Regions from separate parts of the Homo sapiens genome. Here region 1 is linked to region 2. Evidence: chromatin contacts called from ENCODE Hi-C or POLR2A ChIA-PET data. All regions are on one chromosome and are shown on one strand. The core of a region is the stretch at or near the end of the contact, and the rest is flanking DNA. Distances in the headings are between cores, read along the strand shown.

The links. Hi-C counts contacts between places; a loop is a spot of excess contacts on that map. ChIA-PET counts read pairs that join two places held with the same protein, here RNA polymerase II (POLR2A). Pooled maps may share reads with other maps.
Region 1: a pooled map shows a loop between it and region 2 (2.2-fold over the local background). The contact joins two enhancer-like sites. A Hi-C loop is called at or near these places in 1 of 50 pooled maps. POLR2A ChIA-PET finds 5 or more read pairs at or near these places in 4 of 52 experiments (CD4-positive, alpha-beta T cell, IMR-90, MCF 10A and 1 more).

What each region holds. Positions count from the first base shown.
Region 1 is chr2:36,699,087-36,703,509 of GRCh38, reverse strand. All of the region lies in intron 1 of VIT (vitrin), which reads right to left. All of the region lies in intron 2 of LOC124905990 (a long non-coding RNA gene), which reads left to right. Among named protein-coding and RNA genes, the nearest start is that of VIT, 4.6 kb to the right of the region's middle. Within about 2 kb of position 1,874, at least 2 of the 41 ENCODE cell types and tissues checked have a DNase peak (open chromatin) inside an H3K27ac peak, as active enhancers do; they include PC-9, where a contact is called at or near this core.
Region 2 is chr2:36,560,283-36,564,357 of GRCh38, reverse strand. All of the region lies in intron 5 of FEZ2 (fasciculation and elongation protein zeta 2), which reads left to right. Among named protein-coding and RNA genes, the nearest start is that of FEZ2, 36 kb to the left of the region's middle. RefSeq lists an enhancer at 2,081-3,280. Within about 2 kb of position 1,947, at least 15 of the 41 ENCODE cell types and tissues checked have a DNase peak (open chromatin) inside an H3K27ac peak, as active enhancers do; they include PC-9, where a contact is called at or near this core.

The sequences.
Region 1 (4,423 bases), core at 625-3,124, 140 kb before region 2:
TATTGTAATTGACTGTGTAATGGGATGTTAAAATAAGATGATCCTTTGGTCTTAGTTTTGGTTGAGGCCTCAAGACAATAGGTGCCAACCACTTCCATGTTCCAAAGTGGTCTCTTTGAAGCTCCTCTCACTATTGCCTGAAGTGGGCTGGGTGTAGGGGGGTGGGGGTAGGGGAGCCACCTGCTCCTCTTCTGCATCTAGGTAGGGGAAAGAGGAGGGAAAATGCCTATAACTTGTCTTTAAGAAGTTTTTGCTCTCTGATCTCTGACTCCCTCTCTCAGCTTCTGCAACCTCTTGCATGGAGAGGTCATCAGCCAGAGATCTTGGTTCTCAATCAGCTCCTTTGAAAAGAGAGCTTGGATGCCCAGTAACCCAATTTGAAGTGGCTGAGTAGTTGTGTCTCTGGGGCTGATGTCTGCCTCCGTGGACTTGGTGTCTGTCCCATGATTAAGTCCTCTACAGGAGAGGGGAAGAGCTTGTGGCAATCAGAACTCTCTGTGTGACAGAGTCAGCCTGGGGTTGTTTTAGCTCTGGTCTGAGTCAGGTGCATGGAGGGCTGAGGAGCCTAGGCAGAAAGCAGCCAGACAGAGCTTACCAGTTGCCCAAGGGCTGAGGGAGGAACTGTAAACCCCCAGACAGAACGGATTTATTTCAAAACATCCAGGGAACTACAGGTGAGGAATCCCCAACGCAGTAGGGGAGGGTATCTTCACAGCACCCATAGACATGCCCTATGGGAACAAGAAGCAGCTGTAAACCCCTGTGAAGCTCAGGGAACCTGGATGCTGGCTCACAACAGTACCAACTAGTGAGGCCTGTCCCTGCCTCTCACCTTTCCTCCCTGTACCCACTTCAACTCTGGACACGAAGAGACTACCGTTGGTGGCCAAGGGGAAGAGAGGTAAAGGCGCAAGGCAGAGAAAGAAAATTCAATCATGCCCCCTTTCCACTGCAGAAAGCAAGCCTGGATGTGGAGGATGAGACTTTAAGCTTGAATATCATCTTTACGTTTTTAAGGATCACGTAGTATTACATACATGTTAATGACTGAATTAAGATTGTTTGGGAGTGGAATATGAACAGGGTCTTTTTTAAAAAAAAAAATCCTCTGAGCTTGGCCTGACAGATTTCATCCAGAGCAGAGGCAAGAACTGCCCCCTAGTGTGTGAGTGAGCGGTAGGCGGTGTCTGGGGGAAATTGAGGCATGTGAGGATGGCACGCTCTGTGTCTGCTTGTCCAAAGCGCACCCTTGGGCTTCCCTTTCCTGCTCCTTCAGCTTGCTGCAGACACACTGGCCTCCCAAGCATGGTTCCACTCAGGGCTGTTTCATTTGCTTTTCCCTCTGCCTGGAATGCTCTTCCCTGAGGGACCCACATAGGTTGCCTCCTGGCTTCCTTCATCTCTCTGTTTAACATTCACTAAATCATGCAATGCAAATCATCACCCTGACTGCTCTCTGCATCCTACTTTGCTACTTACATTTTTCACAGCCCATTATCACCACCAGGCCTCTTACTGTATTTGTTTATTATGTGCCCCCAGATTGAGAAAATGGAAATGTTTTTGTTCACTCTTCTTCCCAAGAACATGGGATTGGGAATAGCACATGGAGGTGGCCCAAAAAATATTTGCTCCTGCTGTTGTTGAATGTTATCTCTCTTCCCCTGAATTCTTTTTGCCTTTTGGAGTGCAGATTTACTCACTATGGTGTATAAACACGGCCAGTCTGGGCAAGTTAACTTGCACCTTTATGTCCAAAGCATGTTTTCTCTGTCTGGAACAAAAAGAAGCCTGGTGAAGGGAATTCACATAGCATTAAGGTGCCAGTGACCTGATCCCTTGGAAACTAGATGTAAGGTTCCCCCGAGGGCATAGGTATATTTTTTTCTTTTTGAATAAGAGAAGAAAGAATGTAGAAACAGAATGCCTTCTCACTATAGCCTGAAGGGCAGTTTTTATGAATTTTACCACACGTCCACACAGAAGTTTAGCCTTTCTCGAACTGAAGGAAAGAATTTGAGAAATGTTTACTAGAGTCTTGTCAATGTAGAGACCCTTATCAGGGAAAGTGATTTGCTGAAGTAGTTTGAGTCATAAGGAAGCATGATTCTTTCTGCGACAAGCTGCTGAGTTAACCTTCCAGTGAAGATAAAGGAAAGGTTTTGGAGACTGGCTACACAGAGGGTTTCATGATGGAGGCTCCTCAGTGTTCCCTCCACTCGCACCACCTAACTCCCCCTAGTCAGCTTTTCCCCATCCACCCAAAAAGGAGATTATCCAAGAATGACAGAAATAAAAGCCCTCTTCTCCTGACAAAACTTCCCCTGTGAGTTCCTTGCCTCCACGCCTCTCCACTGTTATTACTACGGTGTCTCTACCTGCAAGGAGGTACATTTTTTTTTTTAAAGAAATTTCACTTGGCTTGATAATTATGTTTTCAGGGATGGCAAAGACTAATTTGGTGCTGTCACAGAAAAACCAGGACCATGTGTAATTGTTGCCTGGCAGGTTAAGAGTATGACTTTGGAAGTAGACCTCTTGGATTTGAAGCTGAGCTCCATCCCTTACTAGCTGTGTGGCTTCGGACAACTTACACAACTTATCAGTGCCTTCGTTTTTTTCATCTGTATAATGGTGATGGTAAAAGCCCACCTCATATGTTTGCTGTTAGGGTTAAATGAATTGATATATGAAAAGGGCTTGAACAGTGGGTGGCACATAAGAATAGCTCTGGAAGTGTTAGCAGTTATTATTATTATTATTATTATTTAATTGAGATAGGGTCTTGCTGTGTCACCCAGGCTGGAGTGCATGATCATAGCTCATTGCAACCTCGAATGCCTGGGCTCAAGTTATCTTCCTGCCTCAGCCTCTTTAGTAGCTGGTACTACAGGCGAGCACAGCCATGCCTGGCTAATTTTTTAATTTTTAGTAGGGACAAGGTCTCACTATGTTGCCTGGGCTGGTCTCAAACTCCTGGCCTCAGGCAATTCTCCTGCCTCAGCCACCCAAAGTGTTGGATTCACAGGTATGAGCCACCACACCTGTCCTATTATTATTGTTGTTGTTGTTGGGGTGATGGTTAATCATTATAACATCGCCACCACCACCGCCACCATCATCATCATCACCACCAACATCTTGCAAAATGCTATGTGTGTTTGAGGGCCAGGATTTTCACTGTCTTCTGCAAACCACAGGGAGATACATTTTAAGACAGTGAGAGGGAGACCTTTTGAGGTTTCTCAGATTACGACCATCACAGAAGTTGCCTCTCTTATTTATTATTTGTTGATTGACTAGCTCAGATTCCCTGGATAAAGAGATGGCAACTAGTTTCTAATGATTATATTAATATCACATAATTCCATGAATCTATTTGCTAAATGTATCCGATGAGTTAATGTGTAAAAGTTTGAAGATTATTACAAATGGTATGTTTCACAGCTTATCTGATTTCTTTATTATAGTCACATATAATTAAAAAAAATTAACTAACATTTGGCACTGATCAAACCTCTTTGCCACAGCTCTGTGGGGTAGGCAGTAGTAATAGACCCATTTTATAGATGAGAAAACTGAGGCCAAGAGACTTTAAGTAACTTGCCAAAGTTAACACATTGAAAAAGTAACAGCTTTCCGCCTAACACCCACATGACCCATAGCACAGGAAGGTCCATTTTTGCCTTGACCTCGCATGTAAGGCTTTAAATTAAGGCATTTGACATTCTTTCCGAATGGGGTTATATTGACAGTCACAGAAATACAGCAGAAAGCTGAAAAAAGTCTTTCATACAACTTGGACCCACAGTCTCCAGTACACTATGTATATGTGTGTGCATATCTATCTATCTATCTATCTATCTATCTATCTATCTATCTACCTATATATCTATCTATATCTATATCTATATCTATATCTATAATCTCCTCTAATCATCTTCTGAAGAATATGGAGACATCTATATATATGTGTGTGTATATATATATATAACCCCCTCTAATTGTCTTGTGAAGAATATAATTATGTCAAATTTCATTTTTGTATACATGTAAGTCTCTGGTTAGGTAAACATGCATATTTAAAATATACCATAATTTTCATAGCACTATTTCGATACTTCTTCATTTAGCAATGTACAGAGAGTCTCAACAGTGAAATTTTCCTGGCCACATTTTGACACTGGAGAGGTCCCAGTGCATAGAACCATAGGATTGAGAGGGAAGCTTAGAGACTATCTTGTGTAACTTCTTCATTTCGTATGTGATGAAATAGAGATGGAGACATTGAGTAACCTCTCCAGTGCACCATGGCTAAATGCCCTTCTACTGACAGACAGGCCCATTGTGTTCTGTCTTGTCCCCACTGCTGCTGATGCTTGGCTCACACCTCCAAGTGTTAGCAAGGAGAGGGGAAGTTGCA
Region 2 (4,075 bases), core at 698-3,197:
GTTTTTAAATTTTTTTGTTTGTGTTTTGGTGGGGAAGAGGACATTGAATTCAGTTTTGGATATGAGTTTTAGAAATATTGATATTAAATATAGACAGGAACATAGGCTTGTCAATAGGCCATTAAACATACAATAGGTACAGATGTCCAATTGGCCATTAAACATGCAGAGTGAAGCTCAGGGAAATTACAGTAAAGATAGCTAACATGTACTGAGCTTTGCCATGTGCCAGTCTCTGTTCTTAGCACTTTACTGATCTTAGTAAAGTGGAGCTATCAATTTATGGAAGCAGAAGATGAAGCTATTGATTGGTAATACCCAGAGGGGGTGCATGATAATTAAATAGGGACAGAATCCAGAGGCACAGCAGCATCTGAGAGGTGAGTCAAGAAAGAGGCACAAGATCCTAGGGAACACTGGCATTTAAGGGATGAGTGAAGAAAGTGGCCCCTCTTAGAAGAAGCAACTAGAGAGCAGGAGGGTTGGGGTGAGGGAAATCTGGGAGAGTGTGGTGTCTCTGAATCCAAGGAAGCGGTTCAGGGAGGAGGGATTCCTGGATGTCTCAGAGATCTGAAAAGTGGCCGTGGTCTTCCAGATCAAATAAATGATGTTGGGAAGAGCTGTTTCAGGAAAACCTTGGGAAAGGAAAGAGGTTGAGGGTTTGAGAATTTCGGGATGCTGTCAGGAAGGAGCTAGTAGAGAGGGAGAGTTTGGAAATGCAGTGGAGGGAGAATATTGATGCTGCCTGACTTCTGGGGAGGTAGGAGTTGATTGCAACTGAAGCGTTTGATAGGAGCACGTTCTCAGACGTAGATTTTAGTTTTTTTTTTTTTTCTTTTTTTTCCTGTAGAACCTTCTGATTTCCTTGTTCTGTAATTTTCCAATGGATCAAGAGGCGATTGAACTGTACATGCTGCACATTGCTTCCCTGGTTCATTGCCAGTGAAAGAGCTGGGGACAGTAGGGTCTTGTCAGCTGCAGCCACTGACTCAGCAGCCATCAGCAGCAAGGACAGAGGTTCTGCTGCATTCCTTACTTTACCTTCTTTCACTGGCATCAGCTGTTAGTTTTGTTTTTCCAGGTTACCTTGGCTTCCCATGGGGTTGCATTTTCACTAATTTCCCCTAAGCCTAAAATTCTGGTGGCACAAAAGCCATCTTTCACAAGTAGTCAGGCTGTCAGTAGTTGAGATGGCTCAGTAATGTCTGCAACCACACATTTAATAAAGAAAACCTAAATTACATCTGCATGTTACGAAATTGAAACTGCATCAACTTTTGTTTTTTCTAGTGACAGGAATTGGCTTTCTGATTGCGAAAACAAAGCTAGTGTTTTTGGAATGTGCTTTCCAAATAGAAAGTGTGTCTTAGTTTCCTGATAGGTGGATTCTGAAACTTTTTATCTAGCTTTAGATTTTATGAATTTGTATCTAGCTTAAACATGCTCATAGATAATGGAGCCAGGTAATATAGACTAAGTACTTAAAAACAAGTACTCTTCTCTTTGTCACATTTGAAAGAAAATATATTTTATGAAAATAATTTAAAAAATAAACTGACTTGGTTATTTGAGAATAGTTTCTCATAATTGTTATTATATACTCTGAAGCCTAAGATGTTATCTCATTTGATAATCTGCTTAAAAAATATGAATGAATTATGATAGCATTGGAAAAATTTACAGAAATAGTTTTCTGTAGGTTTTTGTTTTATAACTAGCCTCCTCCATCAAAGCTAATAGTTATGCTTTCAGTGAAGTGAAGAGTAGTCAGCAAAGTATCTTGACTAGACATTTGATTCTTGCTGAAGCAAAACTGGCTTGCAAATCTGGGAAAGGCTAGGTAGGGAAGTTGGATGGTTTAGGAGGAGAGGCATATTTGTACAGTCTCCTGTAAGGTAGTAAAATTTGGAACTCAGATTTTCAGTAACTCCATAGAGTTACATGACTGATACAGAAGCACATAGCTCCCTCAGTGATTCAGCCTGTTGGCATTTCTTAGCTTTTTGTTATCAAGACTTCTTTACGCTCTTAAAATTTATCAAGGACCCCAAGAAACTTAATATTAGCCATGTTACAAATTAAAAGTGATAAAATTAAAAATATAAATTCATGAAAAATACCAAAAATAAATTCATTATAAAGAGCATATATTTATGAAAAATAATATTTTACAAAATCATGAAAAAATATCATTGCTGTGCATTTTTGTCAATCTCATTAACATCTGGCTTGATTAAAGACAGCTAGATTCACAAATGTGCTTCTGCATTCAGTCTGTCATTTGGAATATTTCACTGTAAGTCATGAGAGAATGAGAGTAAAAAAGACAACTTATATTTTAGTAGTATTAAGAAAACATTTTTGAACTCCTGAACTCCTGAGAGGATTTCAGGGACCTCTTGGCAGGAGTTGGGTGGGAGGGGGTCCCTGGACTACACTTTGAGAACCACTGGATGAAACTATATGTATTTCTTGATGACCATTCCCTTGGTTTCCTTTCTTCTGCCCCTTGGGGCCTGGTAAAATATTCTTTATGTTGACTCCTCAAATGTGTTTACTGATTTAAATTTCCTCTATAAAATTCCAGGGGAAGGAACCATCAAGTGAGTCAGGCCTTCACTTCCTTTTCACGAAGCCTTTCCCCTTAATTAGTCATGCTGTAAGAATCCATCTCACTCCTTTGACTCAGCCGCCATAGAGGTGCCACCAGACGCTTTTTACTATGCTTGATGACATTGTAGACTGGTTACAAATCAAGATAAGTTGTTTAGGAAAAAAATACTCCCTTTTCAGTACAAAGAATTCTAGGAAGTCTTGGAGGTTGCTGGGAGAAAGAAAGTAGAATTGTTTCCTAGAAACGGAGTGGAAAAGTCTTTGGAGAAGTTTTTGGGGGCCTGGCTGGCACATGGGATCCACTCTGCTCTCCAGGAAGCGTATGCCATCTTCTAGTTCGCATTTCTGCACCAAGGCAGTGGCAGGTGGCCCGAAGAGTGAGTGGGAAGCAATAATCAGCTCTCCAAGTAACAGCATTTTCATTTGCTAAATGTTATGTTAATGTTCTCCAAACTGATGGTAGAATTATACAAACTTAGGCTGAAAATACGCATACTGTTCATCTTAAGTTTTCAGACTTCTGATAAAATGTAGGTAAATAATATCAAAAAGTATCTTAAAAATTACACAGTAAATTTTGTATAGAACAAATATGTGTACAACTTACAACATTTACATTGGAACAATTAGCTACATCAGAAAAATGCCTGCATGAATATAGTAGCATAAAAACAGTTGCTTTTGCATTTAACTTGCAAAGAAATGGAAGCAACAGCATTTTAAAAAGAGCATGGGTTTATGTGCTTTATCTGGATGAGTAGTGGCATTTTCTAACTGCTTGCCTCTTGGGCACATAAGTCATCATGGTACATTCTTACTAATAGACTTTGAACTTCTTTCTCTGTCCTTTTCTTCTGGGCCGTATATTGCCGCCTTTAGCGCTTCAGCATGGAAGGGATCTCAAATGTCATTCAGAATGGCCTCCGCCACACCTTTGGAAATTCAGGTGGAGAGAAACAGGTGCTCGGTTATCCTTATTTTCCTCATTCTCTGCTTTTTCATTTTCTGTGTAAGTGAAGATCCTGAAAGCTGGTAGTTTACTAATTTACTAAGACCATTGCTTAACGAGAGAAATAAAAGTTTATTATAAAAGTTCATTATATTTATAGTCTTGATAATGAACAGAATTTCCCTTTGAGGAAAAAGCATTTTTCAAATTCGACAATAGATTAAATGCATTCTTAAGACGTGTTTTATAGCTCCATTTTTCACTCTTAGTTTTAAACAAATATTAACATTTTAACATAATGTATTGCATGTGTAGAAAATCTGCTTGTGAAAATAACTAAACTAAAATATGTGACTCTAATTCTAAAAGTCTAAGTCGCAAGATGTCATTTTTGGGGGAAGAAGGCCAGATGTCGGTATGTTTGAGACTAGAGTTCTAGGTCAAAAATATGTATAGAGTGTATCTTACCTCCTTTAAATGAAATTCATGTGTTTTTAAGGTGTATTGCATAGT